3 separate regions of the Homo sapiens genome follow, and regions 1 and 3 are each linked to region 2. A link is a loop called in an ENCODE intact Hi-C map of the cell type or tissue named here. Cell type or tissue: chondrocyte. All regions are shown on one strand. Links, peaks and the distances in the headings refer to the core of each region. The heading gives the core; the rest is flanking DNA. Region 1 holds the start of CAP2 (cyclase associated actin cytoskeleton regulatory protein 2). Region 2 holds the start of RBM24 (RNA binding motif protein 24). Region 3 overlaps CAP2 (cyclase associated actin cytoskeleton regulatory protein 2).

Evidence for each region. Peaks named below come from ENCODE experiments on the same cell type or tissue, not always from the same donor. Only the 100,000 strongest peaks of a DNase experiment are listed, where the experiment ranks them.
Region 1: a loop joins it to region 2, with 3 times the contacts of the local background. A loop is called at or near these places in 40 of 110 quality-filtered maps.
Region 3: a loop joins it to region 2, with 2.7 times the contacts of the local background. A loop is called at or near these places in 7 of 110 quality-filtered maps.

The regions. Positions count from the first base shown.
Region 1 is chr6:17,390,680-17,396,250 of GRCh38, forward strand. CAP2 (cyclase associated actin cytoskeleton regulatory protein 2) reads left to right here and starts at 2,916. Exons shown (of 13, transcript NM_006366.3): 1 at 2,916-3,067. In chondrocyte, for the core only: a CTCF peak has its summit at 3,039; a DNase peak (open chromatin) is centred at 2,992.
Region 2 is chr6:17,279,076-17,284,646 of GRCh38, forward strand. It overlaps RBM24 (RNA binding motif protein 24), which reads left to right and starts at 2,286. Exons shown (of 4, transcript NM_001143942.2): 1 at 2,286-2,674; 2 at 3,730-3,853. The coding sequence starts at 2,507. In chondrocyte, for the core only: a CTCF peak has its summit at 2,211 (motif pointing right); DNase peaks (open chromatin) are centred at 1,688, 2,263 and 2,726.
Region 3 is chr6:17,489,278-17,494,848 of GRCh38, forward strand. All of the region lies in intron 4 of CAP2 (cyclase associated actin cytoskeleton regulatory protein 2), which reads left to right. Among named protein-coding and RNA genes, the nearest start is that of CAP2, 98 kb to the left of the region's middle. In chondrocyte, for the core only: no CTCF peak of the experiment used is centred there; no DNase peak of the experiment used is centred there.

The DNA of each region.
Region 1 (5,571 bases), core at 276-5,275, 110 kb after region 2:
TTACTGTACTTAATTTATAAATTAAACATAATAGGTACATATGTATAGGAAAAAAAATACTGTATAGAAGCCTCAATACGAATCTGTGGTTTCAGGAATCCATTGGGGGTCTTTGAACGTATCCTTCGTGGATACGGGGGGACTACTGTACTGTATAAGCTTTATAGAATGTTGAGGTCCTGGGTCACCTCCTCTGTTGAGATTCTAGCAAAGCCCCTTACATAAAAGAGTTCATAAAAAGTTTTATTTCATATAAACAAAGGTAAAAGAGCAGTAGAATCATTCTAACCATAGGTTAAATAGGGAAAAAAGGATTTTTCCCCTGAGTCTACTGTGTTATCAGCCCTTGAGTTCAGCCTTCGCTGTTGCAATTGGAGTGTAATCCATGGGGACAAACTCAGTACAGAGGAGGTGGCTCAGAATGCAAGGACAAGGGCACAAGGTGGAAGAAGAGACCAGAATACTTTTAGCAATGACAAGGAAGGAGACATCAACTCAAAAGAAATATGCAGGACAAAGGAGATGACGGGAGAAATTTTGAGGTAGAGGGGAGAAAAGTTGAAGGAGTAGAAGTTAACACAGTTATCAGCCTCCTTGTCTGGCACATCATGAGATCATGGGCTAAGGAGAAAGGCAGGTTTGGGCTGGAATCTCAAGGGGAACTGAAAAGATTTAGAAAAGCCCAGCTACTGTCCTCTTCTTTCCAATTCCACTATTTTCTGACCTAATCCTGTACAAGAAAATGTTATCAACAAATACGTAGTCAGTGATCTTCATGTGTCTGGCCTGAGAAAATAGCAATTAACCAAACAGACCTAATCCCCATTTTCCTGGAATGTATAGGTCCAATTGGAAAATATGGACAATAAGTATCAAAGAGTTGTGAGGAAGAAGTGTTCACTGGGGGCTAGCCCTTTTGGGGAGACATCATATAGCAGACAGATGCTATGACAGGGCTAGTTAAGGGAAGAGTTCAGGCTTCAAGTTGAGGCTCGTTACTTTCCCCTCCAGACTAGCTAGTTATTTCTTAGTGGATTTCCCTGCCTCCTATCTCTTTCCAGTCCTATATACCACCACCAAACTAACCATTGCTATCATGATTATGCTCAAAAATGGTCAATAGTCCCCCAGTGCCTACTACTTAGGCTTCAAACATTTTAGGCTGAGATTGAAGGCCTCTACCAGCCAGGGCCTAACCTTCCTTCCATACCTGGCTTCCACAGCCCTCCAATCCAGCTAAACTCACAGACTGTCCTTCATACATGCCATCCTTTATTACCTCTCCACTTTTGTCCCTGCCCATCATCTTGAGGGTTTTTCCTCCACAATCCACTCTTAATGTCTCATTTCCGCATGAAGACTCAACTTTCATGTCCATCAGAAAGTGTTCTCTAATCCCCAGTCTAGAAGCAACCTTCCTTTCTTCTGAACATCCATGGAAATTTGTTCATACTTCTTTTAGAATGTTTTTTACGACATTCCTAGAACTGTGGTTATTTTTATACTCTTCACATCTTCCTACTATATTATCAACCTAAAGACAGGATTTGTGGCTCATCCACTCTTAGACTCCATAATACTTTATACTCCAATAAAAAACAGATGTAGCTAAGGAAATACTGTGCTAATGTTTGTTGAAGTTAGTGCTAAAAAAAAGTCATATGAATGGATGCTTGGAACTTCCCTGTGATCCTGCACACATTGATTCTTATGGATATATATTTTTTCTGCATTTCTGGAACACAAATGTTCTAAATGCATACATACTTCATCCATCCATCCATTCATTCATTATTTAATACAAACATATTGAATGCCCGCCATATGCAAGGTATCCACAGGATAGGGAGGGTGCTGGCTCTGGCTTTATGCAATGTACGCACTCATTGATCAATGTTTATGTCATTTTGTTTCCCTTCTTTCCAGACAAAGGGAAGCAAAGACTCACTGCACCTCATTACTGTCAGCAGAGAGCAATGTGTAATTGGAATGACCTTTGTATAAGTGCTGACCTATGGGGTCAGAATAAGCCTTATAATGTACAGAACCAACTTATGTGCAATTTTAACATCGACAGAGAATATTGGCCTTTAAGAAATTCATCTCATATTTATTGTTTGGAGATTTTACTTTCAGAAGATATCAGTTACATTTCCCCTCTTTTTTTCTCTTTTCTGCAATTATTTTCCTGGCATTCATTCAATAAAGAGCTTCAAGTCACTTTTTTAGACTGAAATAAACTTTGATGAAAATTGAAAATCAATGCTTTCCTTCTAATGACGTTAAGAGAAAAGCCTCCAATTTTGCAATTATAATCAATATATAAAGGGGAAGTGGCCACAAATATGCTGCACATCTTAAGAAGCCAAGTGGGTTTGGTTACTTTAATTTTTAAATAATCAGGACATTTAAAAAGTTGCTGTTTATAAAATACTTTTTAAAAATGTCATCACACGCACTATGAGTGCACTCAGTCTTGATGTCTCGCTAAAGCATTAGCTGTCTAGCTCCTTCTCCTCCCAGAGCCTTTATCCTCATATTGGGTCTGGGGACACACATGCCGTCTCTTGATTCCTAAGGATCCATTACCCATTTCTCTGCACAGATCTTCGGGTATCCAACCTATCTGTGCCTCCTTCAGCCAGGAGCCTCCGGATCTTTCCAGACTTCTTTGCAATACTGCCTCATGCACTGAATCCATTTCTCGCATAGCCTGGCGCTTGGCAGGCAGGCTGGCGTTCCCTGGCTCTGCCTTCCCCATCTCCCTGTCTTTTCTCCCACGGCCCATCTGCCCCTCCTTTCCTCCACCCCCTTCTCCTCTCTGCTCCCCTTTATTTCCACTCCCCACCCGCGTGGCTTTGCTCTCCCTCTCCCCCCTCAGCTCGTCTGTATTTGGAGCTCCGGAAGCTGCCGGCGACTCTCCCCTGGAGCAGCGTGACTGACACCGGCTCCTATTCAGCTGGGAGGAGGGAGAGGGGAGGAGAAGGGGAGGGCCGCGGGAGGAGGGTACGAGTGGCCGACCACGGATTTGCATTGCCGAGGACGGGACCCCAGGGCAGCGAAGCAGGTAATCCTGCAGCGGTCGGGGCCCGGCGAGGCGGGGAGGGGTCGGGGTGCAGGTGCGGGGGGCGCCTGGCGGCGGGCGCTGGCAAGTTGAGCCCGATGGGTGGGGTAGGGAAGCGGCCGGGACGCTGCGGCTGTGGCAGCAGCGCGAGGGGAATAAAGGCGGCGCGGGCGCGGGGGCCGGGGCGCGGCGACCCGGGCGCGGGGCGCGGGCGCGGGCGGACTCCCATCTGGGTCAGCGGAGCGGCGCGCCCTGCCCCCGCCTCCCCAGCTCCGGCGTCCTGGCCGCTCGGAAGGCGGGGTGCGGGCAGGAGCTGCCCGGGGTTGGCGGGCGGCCGCGGCCTCCCCACCCCAGCGCCGCCGCCCGCCCGGCCGCTCTAACTTTGGGGGGTCTCGTCCACCGGGCTGTGAGTCTTCCAGGGGGGTGGGGGTGGGAGTCATTGCGCCGGCTCTGACCAGAGCCACCTCGATCAGAAAGTGCTGGAAAGAAACAGACCTGGCTTCCCCTCTGCAGAACCTGACTTGAGGCGATGAGTCACTTCTAAAAAATGCAGAGGCAACTGAGACTGGGGGAACGGCTCGGAAAAACGGCACCCGCCGCTGGCTCTCTGACTGCTTTGGGTAGAGGGGTGTTCGTGGAAGTAGCCGCCGTATCATCACTTTTAGGGCCAAAAATCAACCTGCAGATGGCCTTTTCTTTATTCTCATCAGAGTGGTGTTCGCTGCAAGTTGTAGCAATATTTGAATGGATGCATTCTTAAAAATGAGTATGTATGGGTGACTGCATTTAGGAAGTTGAACCGGGACTAGGTCCAAACAGCCAGAGTGGAGATGAACACTTGGTAAAAACATCTAGGACCTTTGGTTTTATAGTTATGGAAATGCAGAAGCTTCTGGGACTTGAGCACTGTAGTTTACTGAGTACTCCTATTTCCTTACTGCTTCTGTAGATTTCATTGAAGCTATGTTCCTTAGAATTCTTGGTAAACTATCTAAGCCCACTTAGTGTAAAATTACAACGGTAGAGTGAACTTTAGAGAATTGGATTTATAGTTACTAGAGTCTAATTAGACTGCAAGCCTCTTGAAAGCAAGGATGGGTTGTTTGGTAGTTCCTACGGCACCAAACAGTATTTGGCTCACAGCATGTAATGGATAGACAATAAAAGTGTGTGAAATAGTTAATTCAGTACCTTAAGTGTAGATGGAGCATGACTTCTTGAATATACTGCATATTTTGCAAGGAAAGGCGACTTCTCCATGAATCCCGAAATTTAAAAAATTCTTAATAACATTACAATCAAAGTGTCATATAAATACTTCTTAAGGATAAAGAGAAAAAGAAGTTGACTATGAGAAATCAGGAAGGTGATTATCAAGGTGGTCTTTGCTAGTAGGAAGTAAGTTTTTGTTCCCCATCGTTAATGTGAGAAGTAATTTAATTTGTTGATACAGGGTAGGGTTTGGTAAACCTTTGAGTTAAGAGCTAGATAGTAAACATGTAGGTTTTGCAGGCCATATGGTCTCCTTAGCAACTACTCAGTTCCACAGTTATAGTTTGAAAGCAGCTAAAGACAATACCTAAAGGAATGGTATGTTTGTGTTTTACTTTATTTACAGACATTGAACCTTGAACTTTTCACCAGTAACAAAATATTCTTCTGTTTTTTTCCAGGCATTAAAAAATGTAAAAACTATTCTTAGCTTGAGGGAGGAGCAGAAAACACAAAAGTAAGAGAGAAGGGAATGGATTTGTCCTTCTAGTAGTAGTTTGCTACTCCCACTGATTGATTCTGTGCTAGAATCTGGAGAGGAGCCTATTGAAAGGATTAATGGGCCACATTCTCTTGAGTGCCTGTTATACCTTGGCAGTTAAGTTAAATACCCTCCAGAAAAGCATTAACTTATTTTGAGCATTATGGAGTTTTGTTTTGTTTTGAATATTTCCTAACATCTTTATTCATGAGGTTTTGTTTTGTTTTTAATTTATTATGTAACATTTTATATGTAAAAATAATACGCTAAGTCTAGGTGAGTTATGAACATTATGTTCAACTGAACACCTGTGAACCCATCACTAGGTTTATAAACTAGGGCTTAAGAACTAGATAGTTGTGAAAAGATAGCTCATAGAATGGGAGGAAATATTTAGGAATCATGTATCTGATAAGGGTCTTGTATCCACAACATATAAAGAGTTCTTACAACTCAATAATAAAAAGAAAAATAATCCAATTTAAAAATGGGCAAAGGATCTGAATAGCTATCTCCAAAGAAGATATACAAATGGCCAATAAACCCATGAAAAGATACTCAACATCATTATTCATCAGAGAAATGCAAATCAAAACCACGATGGGATACCACTTTATACTCACTAGCATGGCTATAATCAAAAAGTCAGATAATAACAAATACTGGTGAGGATGTGGAGGAATTGGAACCTTTGTACACCACCGATGGGAATATAAGATGGTGCCCTCACTTTGGAAAAGTTTGGCAGTTCTTC
Region 2 (5,571 bases), core at 289-5,288:
TGCTGGCTACACTCCCAGACACCCTCCTTCCCTGATATTATCACAGTCCTCTCCAGGGTGGGCTCCCAATCCAGGTAGGAAGAAAGGCGAGACAGCCAAAGGCGCCCTTCTAAGGCTTCTCTCTAAGCAGCTTCCCTTCACAAAAGGGTTTTGCCTGAGCCTCATCTACGTACAGTAATTCTTAAATGACACAAGATGGATGTTGAATATTAAAAAACACGCCTCTTCTCTTTCCCCGCCTGCTTTGTTTTTCTAACTTTTAAAAATTATCTTTCATCATACCAGCACAGAGAGTCGTTTTTGAACCTGTCCTTTAACTTAAGTAATGAAGAGAGGGTGTTTACAATTTCACTTTCTGGCTCTCATCTGTCTGTAAAATTCTTTATTATTTTTTTAATCGGGTGAAAAAAATGTTTTTAACTTTAATAGATTTCTGATTTCTCTATATCTCCCACTGGGGGTTCAAACTTAAAGAAACCAGTGACGTCAAAAAGTCAACCTCATGAGGAAGTCAGCAAGATGAAAAACGGAATTTAATGTTTTGCACAAGAATATTTGCATTCCCATTAGCCTTTGCAAATGCAACATTTCTCACCCTCTTGGGTTGACTGCAAAGGTGTCCTGGAGAGAAACAGAGTATGCACCTCTCTAACGGTTAACATACTGAATTGTTTTAATGGAATAAATGGTGCGGCTCAGGGGCGATTAATGTAGGGACTGTAGACTCCCGTAGAAAGGACTTAAAAGGCAATTGTGCACCAACAATGGTGGATGAAACCTTCTGCTCACATCAAATATTTTCATCCAAACCTCAAGTATGACTGATTGATTTTAAGGCCTAATTGAATGAATTCTCAATTAAAAGAAGTTGCAAAAAGCTGATGTAAAGTAATAAATATATATGGGGTGCCCTATGTTCTACAAATGCTTTCAGGTCTGCTGGTAGAAACCACTGGTTATGCAATAAGTTGATTTCAAAAATTATACCTTTTACATTTACATCCAGATAAAAACAGATGAGGTCAAGCCACTAAACATTCTTGTAATTCAAAGAGAAAGAAATAGATTAATTCTTTGTTTAGGGAAAAAAAAAAAAAAAGAACGACTTATGCTAAGACATCTGTACCAATCTTCCTGAATAACTAAGTTAGGGAGGAAAGACAAATTTGGTGACTGTGGGGGCTAAAATACTAACTTATGGTCCTCTGAAATAGAAGGCGGTGCCTGATGGACATAGGTATCTCCGGTTACTTGGTTTGGCTGGGCGGTAGCAATTAAAGCTAATGGTTTTCCCAACTACACCCAAGCGCTAGATCTTTCTTTTCCTTCTGGCTCTACCTCTCTGATACTTCCCCGCACTGGCTTTTTGGGGCCAAAGAAAGTTGGGGCCCTCCTTCTCACTCTTCAGACCCCAGGGTGTCCAGCTTGGGTTTCGTTCGGCCGAGCTCCTTGACCCCCCGCGCCCGGGAGGGGATTGGCCTCTCAGCGAATCGCCCCAGGCCTCTGGGGACCCCAGTTCGCCAGTCCAGGTCGCCGGCCCTGTCACCGAGGCCTAACCCAAAAAGCTCGCGTCGTCCCCTCTGGAAAGCAACGCAGCTTCCTCCTTGGGCACAGTCCCCGCACCCTGGGTCCCGGCTGGTGCTGCGCCGGGTCCCTAAGACTTTGACTGGTTAGAGCAGGCGACGCCGAGAGCCAGGCCGCCTACAGGCGTCTCCAGCCCTACCCCATCGCCGGCTACAGAGCGGGAGCCCCGAGCCCCAGCGCCGCGCCGCGCGGGGAGAGAAGCAGCTGTTCCCAACAGCTGGGGGGCGGCGGCGCCCGGCGCCCCAGGTGCTGCCGCGGCCAATCGCAGGCGTCCGGCCCGCCCCCCTCCCCAGCCGGGCGTCGACCCCCGGCCCGCGGGGGAAGGGAGCAGAGAGGTGGAGAGCTGTCCTCGGCACTCGTCTTCCAGATCCCACGGCGGGAGGGACAGACCAGAGCCGAAGCTGCGCGGAGTTCCTCGCCCCTGGCCCCGCCGCCGCGCCCCCCGCCCGCTTCGGCGCTCGGACGCTCTTCCCGCGGACCCTCCCCACACCCCACCCAAGGCACCTGATTCCTAAGGAAGAAAAATCTACCTCTAAAGCACCCGCTTCTTCGCTTGAGAACTACCCTCTCTTTTCATTTTTGGCCTCCCCGCCGGGTGAGTGGAAACCGCTTGCACATTCTATAGAACCCGATTCTAATCCAGACGATCCGGAGAATTTGTACGGTGACCGGCAGGGGGGGCGGGAGGAGAGAGCGAAGTCAAGTCTCCAGGGCCGCTGGCGACTTCGGAAGCCGCGCGCCCGGCGCTCTCGGCCGCCCCCGGCCGCTCGCCCCCGCCGCGCCGCCGCCCTCGCCCCCGGGCTCGCCCTTGGCCCCCGGCGGCCGCGAAAGGGTGCGGGAGACGCGGAGCCGGAGGAGGAGGCGCAGCCGCTGCCCGAGCCGCAGCCGCAGCCGGAGCCCGAGCCGCGGGGCGGGTGCGAAGATGCACACGACCCAGAAGGACACGACGTACACCAAGATCTTCGTCGGGGGGCTGCCCTACCACACCACCGACGCCAGCCTGCGCAAGTACTTCGAGGTCTTCGGCGAGATCGAGGAGGCGGTGGTCATCACCGACCGGCAGACGGGCAAGTCCCGGGGCTATGGATTTGTAAGTTGCACGGACTGGGGGTGACGGGGAGGGACGGAGTGGCGGCTGACCCCGGGGATCGGGAGCTTGGAGTGAGGGGCTCGGCGTGACCCGTGAGGAGCCCCGCGGGTAGAGCGGCGCTGCCCCTTCGCTCCGGGGTGAACTGAAACTTTGCTAGGGGAGAGGGTCGGCGCCAGCCTCGCGGGGTTCGGAGAAGACCCAGCGCTGTGCGAGGTCGGGGGCCGGGCAGGGCAGAGCAGGGGTGAAAGGAGAGACCTGTAATGACGGCGGGATTTGGGGTGCGGAGGGTTGCGAGGGAGGGGCCGCAACCCTGAACAATTGCATTCCCGGGCTGGATGCCGGTTGTTAAGCGCGCTGTTGCTTTGTAAAAATGCGTGTGTTCTGGTGTTTTGGCTGGGGCAGGGAGGGGACACCCCACGAGGTCTGGGGCTGTTGCCCTTGTGTCATCCCCCCGCCTTTTAACTGCAAAGGTAGGTTCTTTTAAATCATGATCCTAGGGCTCTTTGCCGAACTGAAACAGAGCATATTAAGCTTCCTTCCTAGAGATTTAAGCGTGCAAATTCAGCTGCCGAAGAGCAGGGAGCCCCAGAGTAGGACAATAGCTATTGTCGTTGGGGAGTGTTTTCGAGGTTGGGAGCGTTGGGCGGATGTAAGGCTGGACTTTCTTTAAAGCAAACGGTGCCTCTGAGGCTGAGTAGGGACCTGGGGGGCGGGGGATTCGGGGGAAGGAGGATCTAGAGTTCCAAGAATTTAGGCTTCCAAATCTCGGCTAGGCCCTACTAACACCCTTAAGATTTCGGCGGTGGGGTGGGGGGAGGCAGGGTTAGAGGGTTTCTTTCTTTTTTCCTTCGTCTACCCGCCCCCCCCCCCCACGCCCCCGCCCGCCTGTTAAAAATGGGAGATCAAGGAGGAGGGTCCAGCCAAAAGAAGCAAAGAATAGAAAAAAAGTTTGATCTCAGTTTTATCATGAATGACTTCTCCATTGTGATTCTTGATTTCCTTCATGGGTTAATTTAGAGGTTATGTATGTATGTCTGTGTGTGTCTGTTGCTAAGGTCACCATGGCTGACCGGGCTGCTGCCGAAAGGGCCTGCAAGGATCCCAATCCCATCATTGATGGCAGAAAGGCCAACGTGAACCTGGCATACTTAGGAGCAAAACCAAGGATCATGCAACCAGGTGAGAAATGTCTGTCTCCCCTACCCCCCTCTCCAAGAACCCCCCATTTATGGGTGGGATGATTCTCTAATTTAGAAGACATTGTCTCTTTCTGTAGATGTGTTTAGTAAACTTGAACCATGGCTTGTTATTCTACCAAGGCATTAAACATAAATGAGAGTTGTAAATACTCCTCTCAAGGCTTGAAATGTACCTGTGTGCAAAAATGGATCTTGGGGGTCGTGCAGGAAGAAGAGTTAGTCATGTCTCACCTGTTTCCTATATGGCATACATTTGTAGTCTGCTCTCAATTTTCCAATTTTTAGCCACCTGTAGATAATTCACATGTGGATTATATAGGCCAAATTTGTCGACTTCAGCTAATATACTTCCCTACTTAGTGGTGTCTCTCCTTTTAGCACCAGTTGCACTGTGCTCAGAGCAGGCAGTCTGACTTGAACACAGACCCAAGGGAAGCATTAAGGGGTAGGGGCGATGTCCAAATGGTAAAGGTTTTGTTTTTTTTTGAGATGGAGTTTCGTTCTTGTTGCCCAGGCTGGAGTGCAATGACGCGATCTAGGCTCACTGCAACCTCCGCCTCCTGGGTTCAAGTGATTGTCCTGCCTCAGCCTCCCAAGTAGCTGGGATTACAGGAATGTGTCACCACACCCAGCTAATTTTGTATTTTTAGTAGAGACGGGGTTTCACTGTGTTGGTCAGGCTGGTCTTGAACTCCTGACCTCAGGTGATCCACCCGCCTTGGCCTCCTAAAGTGCTGGGATTACAGGCGTGAGCCACCGCGCCTGGCCCAAAATGGTAAACCTTCAACATAAAATCACAGAGTATTAGCAATCAAAGAAAACAGAAATTGCACCTACTCAAGAACCCTATGCTACAGACAAAGAAACTGATGCTTAGAGATGAGAAATATTTTACTTAAGTCATGTAGCTATTAGTTGCCAAAAGGGAGCAGTTTTTTGTCTATGGGAAAACAATACCTCTTGGATTATTTACAACACTGCCCTTTGCATTAGCACAAATAGTTGAGAGTTGATTTTTAAGCAAATATAATATTTTCTTTGGTCAGGCAACTTTACTTGTAAAGTTTGATTAAATCATATACTCTTCACTCCTAAGCCTTTCCATCTGAAATTTTGGGAAGAGGTTGACACTTCCATCCAAACGGGTTTAAAAGGAAACTAGGTTGTCAAGAAAATGAGTGTTTGTGCAAATATTCATGGGCGTTAAAAAAATTTGTCTAATACATTGTGGGTATGTAGTATCCAGAAAAAAAACATTTTTTTTTGTGAATTTTTAATACTGGAAAGTGTAAAACCCATAATCTTCCAAAGCATTGTCTGAAGCATCCCAGAACGTTCCAAATTACAAAGACTTTTCATAGATTCTGGTTCAAAACTGTGAGAATATTTGAGATGTAACTTCACTGTCAAATCCTGCTGTACTTAATTTTATTTCATGAACATTTTCCCAAGGTCTGATTCTGTGTCTGTCAACTAAAATTTGCAGATTTTTTTAAAGTTTTCACCTTTTCTCTGTTAAAACCTTTATTTTGAATCAATGATAGCATTTATAAAACTGACTTTAAAAAATATACATACATATAGTTTCTTTAAAGTGGCGAAAGAATGTTTATCTTTTATAAGTGAAAGTTGTGATTGCATTTTACATGTAGGAATAATAAATGCCTAACCATGCACAAATAAAGAATGTGGTATATT
Region 3 (5,571 bases), core at 273-5,272, 210 kb after region 2:
AAAAATAAGCCGGGTGTGGTGGCACGCGCCTATAAGCCCAGCTACTCAGGAGGCTGAGGCAGGAGAATTGCTTGAGCCTGGTAGGCGGAGGCTGCAGTGAGCCGAGATCATGCTACTGCACTCCAGCCTGGGCAACAGAGCAAGACTCTGTCTCAGAAAACAAACAAAACAAAAGAAAAAACAAAAGAAAATCAGAATACAGTAACTACCATTCAGTACAGTTTCCAACAAGCAACAGTGTTAAGTCCTCAGAGTCCCACATGGTGCCCCAAAGGGTGTTGAATGACCAAATGTCCCACAGTTGGCATTACCCAGTGTCAGCTACCATCACAGGGAGAGTTAAGTTGCTACTACACTCTTCCATGCACCTCTCTGCTTGCCTGTTTGGATTAGCTTCTTGAAATGTGTTGCCTTGCCCCTTACTACCTAGGGTTTTGCATCCATTCTCTCATTTAACAAACACTAGCTGAGATTCTATTTGCCAGATCCCAGTCTGGAGCTGGGAAAACTGTAGTGAGCAAAACAGATCTGCCCTCCTGGAGTTTGTAATCTAGTAGGTCCATCATGATAGTTGTGCCATTTAGCCAGATCTTGAGTTCTCCACTGGGGTGCTAACGTCCTCCAAAAGGGCATTTTGGAAATGCTTGAGGTTGTCAAATACAGGAGGTTTCTTTTGGCATTTGGTGGGCAGATGCCACAAGCTCAGCAACACACAACACAATGCATTATCCCTCCTCTTACTTGACTGTCACCCACTGTGTATGCATGTAAGTGAAAAACATTTTTAATCATCTGAGCTTAGAACCTAATTTCATTCCATAGTCTATATTAATATGCATAGTAATTTTAATATATATCCTAAATTACCCTGGAATGCAGCTGCAGTGCAAATTGAGGGAAGATGACACTTTATTTTGTTCTGAACTTTTACCATATGTTATTTTCCATGTCAGAAAATGGCATCTCCAGATATCTCCAAAAGACTTCTTGTATTTGATTTGCTAAAACACTCATCTGTATGAGTCCACATCTGTGGCTATCTCTTTCTGCAGGATTCTATGTGCAGTTGCAACTTTGAGACTACATCATATCTTCCTGGTGTTGTTGTGGCCAAGCATTTATGTCTTGAAATTACTTTCCTTTTATTTCCCCTTTATTTTACAATTAGACACCATATGGATTTCTTAAAGTGATGTGTACATGTAGTTTATATTATCTGTGAATTTCTTTCAGGCTAGAAAAGAGGATTATAAAACACTTGCAATTTTAAAATGGAGTATTGGGTTGGGTGGGGTGTAAGTCACAAAGCTAGATGTTCCTGCCATGGCAACAGCACGCCTTTGCGGGCAGAGGTCCTGCCCATGAGTTTTCGGTTGTAGTCCTAAGATTCTGCATGGGTCCAATCAGAACAAACAGAATGAGAGCCTTGGAGAAGGATCCTGGAGGCCTCCTATTAGGCCAGGATTGCTGGAGTTTGGGGACTTTGAGAAGTCCTGGAAGAGAGACTGGGGCAGCCAGGGCAGCAGGGGGTACCCAAAGGGCTTGGAAAGTGGCTGTTTGCCAACCACTATAAAGGATCATGGCGCCTTAACAGCTGGTGAAGCTGCCCTTGTGCCCTTTGGCTGAATGTCAGCTATAAGCTCAGCCCTCCTGCTGACATGTCTGTTTCCCGTGCAAGTAAACTCTTCAGGCTGTGCCCATAGCTCCACTGGGTAAACCACAGGACGTGTGCTACTAAAAGAAATCTGTTTCTCTTTCATTCTTCTTCTGCCTTGAGCCGGTAGAAACTCAGTGTCATTAACATCATGTCCCAGAAATGTGAGTTTCTGATCCTGGGGTTCTTCTAGCACCCTTGCATTGAACTTGAACAGCTTTTCCCAAGGACTGTCCCCCAACGCCCCCGAGATTGTCAGGGTGCCCCATCTGTTCTCCACCTTTTCCAGTATGTCCCAGAGTCATGTAAGTAAATTGCCTGAGATTCTCAAAAAGAGATGACCTAAGTTTCCACCCCATTCTAAAGGGCCTGCATTGTAAGCATGTCCTTCTTACCGCATATCGTGGGCACCATGTTCTCAGTTCTTTCATCAGCTACAGTGTTTAACTCAGCAATAATTATTCCATTTCGTCCAGCTATCCATGATATGCTTTTTCTTCAGTATTTGAGGTCAGTAAAATTGCTTGAATAATTACAATAATAGCAGCTGTCATTTTTAGTCCTCTATTGTGTGTCAGACATGATGCACATATTGTCTTATGTAATCGTCATCAGAACCTTACAGATGACATAGGAAGAATACTGGGGCTCAGACTAGTGTGAACGATACGGTTTAAACCCAGATGTTTCCTGTTCCGAAGCCAATGCTTTTTTTGTTTTGCCTAAGAGTATTAGCTGTGGGAGCGAGACATATCTGGGTCCAAATCTCAGTTCTAGCCAGATGATCTTGGGCAAGTTACTAAGTATTTCTTGATCTTGTTCCCTCACTCATAAAACAGGGATAATAATGCTAATGTTTCCACCAAAGTTTTATGATGTTTACATAATATATAGAATACAAAGTACAGTGCGTGATTTATAGTAAGCAATCAGTAAATTTTCATTTCTTCCCTCCCCGCAAACTGATCTTAAGATGATAGTCATCCCACAGGACTCTCAGATTTCTGCGGGCTTCCTCGCATGACCTGCTGATGAGGACCAAATAAATCCCATTGTCTATCCAGTTCAGCTGCTCTTGGCCCCAGCCTTGTCCCTGTGTTTATTCTGGAAGGAGTACTTAATGTGCCAGGAGGAAGGAAAGGGTTTGACCTTACTGGTCTTTGCAGGAACTGTGTTCTGTACTTTGCAGTACCCATGTGCGATGCTGGAAAGGTACATCTTAGAAACGCAGAGAAATCTTCTATAATCAACCATGGGAAATGGTTGTCTATTTTTTCTCTCTATAAATTTCCCAACTTCTTGTGATGTTTGCCAGTGGTGGGGTGCATGTATTTTGATTTTAACTTTGTATTTTGGGGTCACCAAAAAAAATCAAAACACAAATAAGTCTATGGGCTGGAAGTCAGAAGGAGCAGAACTGAGGGAAGGTAACTGAAAGAGAAAAACAAGATTGGTGAGGCACCAGAGGGTCTAGCAGGAACATGGAACTGCAGCTGGCAGGCTTTATTCTGTGCTGCCGATCAGCAGCAGGCATATTATATCCTGGACTATGTGCCGGCGTCCAAAGTGGCTGGAATTGAAAGTGAACTTTAGCCTATGCGTGGCTGAATTCAGGTCAGCCAGTTGGGGGGAAAAGCAGCTTTTATCCCTGTCCACTTCCTGATTTCTCCTCATTGATGTTCCATACTCCGTTCTGATCAGCTGCTAGCATGTGACAGGCTGGCTGGATCAAACAGCATCAACCAAATGTTCAGTCAAACGTTGTAGTCAGCTAAATATTTTCACATAAGCCTTTTTTACATTAATAAAATCTCCCCTCCTCCTCTGACCCCTTTGTACTGCTTCACTCCTTTTTTTCATAGTACGATATCCCTAATATGTCTGTTGTTTACTGTCTGTTTACTGCTTGTAAACCCCAAAGGAAAGACCCATTTTCCCCACTTATGTATCGCAAGTCCCTAGGACTATGCCTGGCACCTAGTAGGTGCTCAATAAATATTGTAACAGATAAAAAGAACAAGAAAACATGAGGTCAGAGTTAGTGGATATCAGGCAGAAAAAAATGTTTATGAAGGAAAACAGAGGAGGACATAAAAGACAATATCTGATCATTTTCTTCACGTGTGAATAAAAAATCTGTATCAAAACAAGATAAACTATTACCTTCTTTAGAGAGGTACATTTTATTTCCGATTTACCCAGATCACATTGGACTTTTCAGAAGCTTAATTTTTATTTGTCACTTCAGTGTTAGTTTGTGTATTCATTCACTTGTTCATTCATGCCTGTTACATGACACTATGTTTAGTATAAAAATGCAAGCTAGACCACCAGCATCCACTCATATAACCCAAATAAGCCACTTAAATAGTGCACCTCTCTCTCACCTCAATTTGTTAAGATATGATAGAGATGAAACCAAGGCTAAAGGTTGTTTCTCTCTACAGGCCAACAAGTTTTAGGATATAATGAGTAATTGACCTGGGAAATTAAACAAAAATAATTTCACCGCCAACCACAGACTGTACCCATAATGGAGGCTGGCTGTCTCACAGACTTTTGCTGCTGGCCAGAGTGAATGACTCAGCACAAGTCAACCCCAGGAGAGAAACAATACAGAGCTCACCCCTGGCTGATTGAGGGCCAGAAGCGCCATTCTTGTAGGTGAGGAACAGAGCATGTATACACTGTGTTGTTCTGAATTGGAACTGAATTGTACTGAATACAGGAACATATAGCACATTTATGAATCATGTGTACTGGATTGAAAATGTGAGAAGATGCTCCCAAGCAAAGACACACTGAGGAGTGGAGACCAGAAAGGAACTGAGCTGAGGAGGGGGCAAAAAAAAAAAAAAAGCAAGCCCATTGCAGCTGCACTGCAGATATTACTCATCAGTTGTGGCCCCTGGGAACACCTGGTTGAGGGCAGCCGAAACAGTACGTCTAAATCGGAATTCCTGGTCTTTGCGCTAAAGCCTGCTCCTTCTGCCATTTCCCCCATCTCAGTTGATGGCGACTCCATCCTTCTAGTTGTTCAGGTCAGAGACCAAGGAGTCATTCCTGACTCCTCATTTGCTTTGATACCCCACATCCGGTCTAAAATCTACTTTTCACAATCTCCACTACATTCACTCTGGCCTGAGCTGCCTTCATCTCTTGTCGGAATTATTGCAGTAGTCTCGAATACGATGTCCCTAGTTCTGCGTTTACCCTCCAATAATCTATTCTCAATACAGCAGCCAGAGCGATCCTTAGAAAAGAAAACCACATCATGTTATTCCTCTGCTCAAAACTCCATGGTGATCTCCGCTTTATTCAGGATAAAAGCCAAAATCCTTTCAGCAGCTCCCATGATTGGTGCCCCAACACCCTGTCATTTTCTGTCTGACTTCAAACCCTGGCCCTTTCTCCCTCAGTCGCTCCATTCCAGCTACATGGTTCTGCTTGCTCCTTAAACACTGGAGGCACATTCCTACCTCATGATCTTTGTAGTGGCCGTTTCCTCTCTCTGGGGAGCCCTTCCTCCAGATGTCTACATGGCTAATGCCACTTCCAGATATTTATTCAAATGTCACCTTCTCAATGAGACCTGTGCTGGCCATCCTATTTTAAGTGGGAACCCACCCCCCATATATATTTCTGATCCTCCTCACTAGGTTCTACCTTTTTCCCTCTATGGTTTTTAACAGTTAACATGCTATATAATTTAGTTATTTATATAATTATTTATCTGCGTCTCTCTCCCCCTGTGATGGTTAATTTTATGTGTCGACTTGGCTGGGCCCTGGGGTGTCCAGATATTTGGTGGAGTATTATTCTGGGTGTTTTTGGATGAGATTAACATTTAAATTGGTAGACTGAGTAAAGTAGATTGCGCTTCCAAATCAGTTGGAGTGCCTCATCCAATCAGTTGA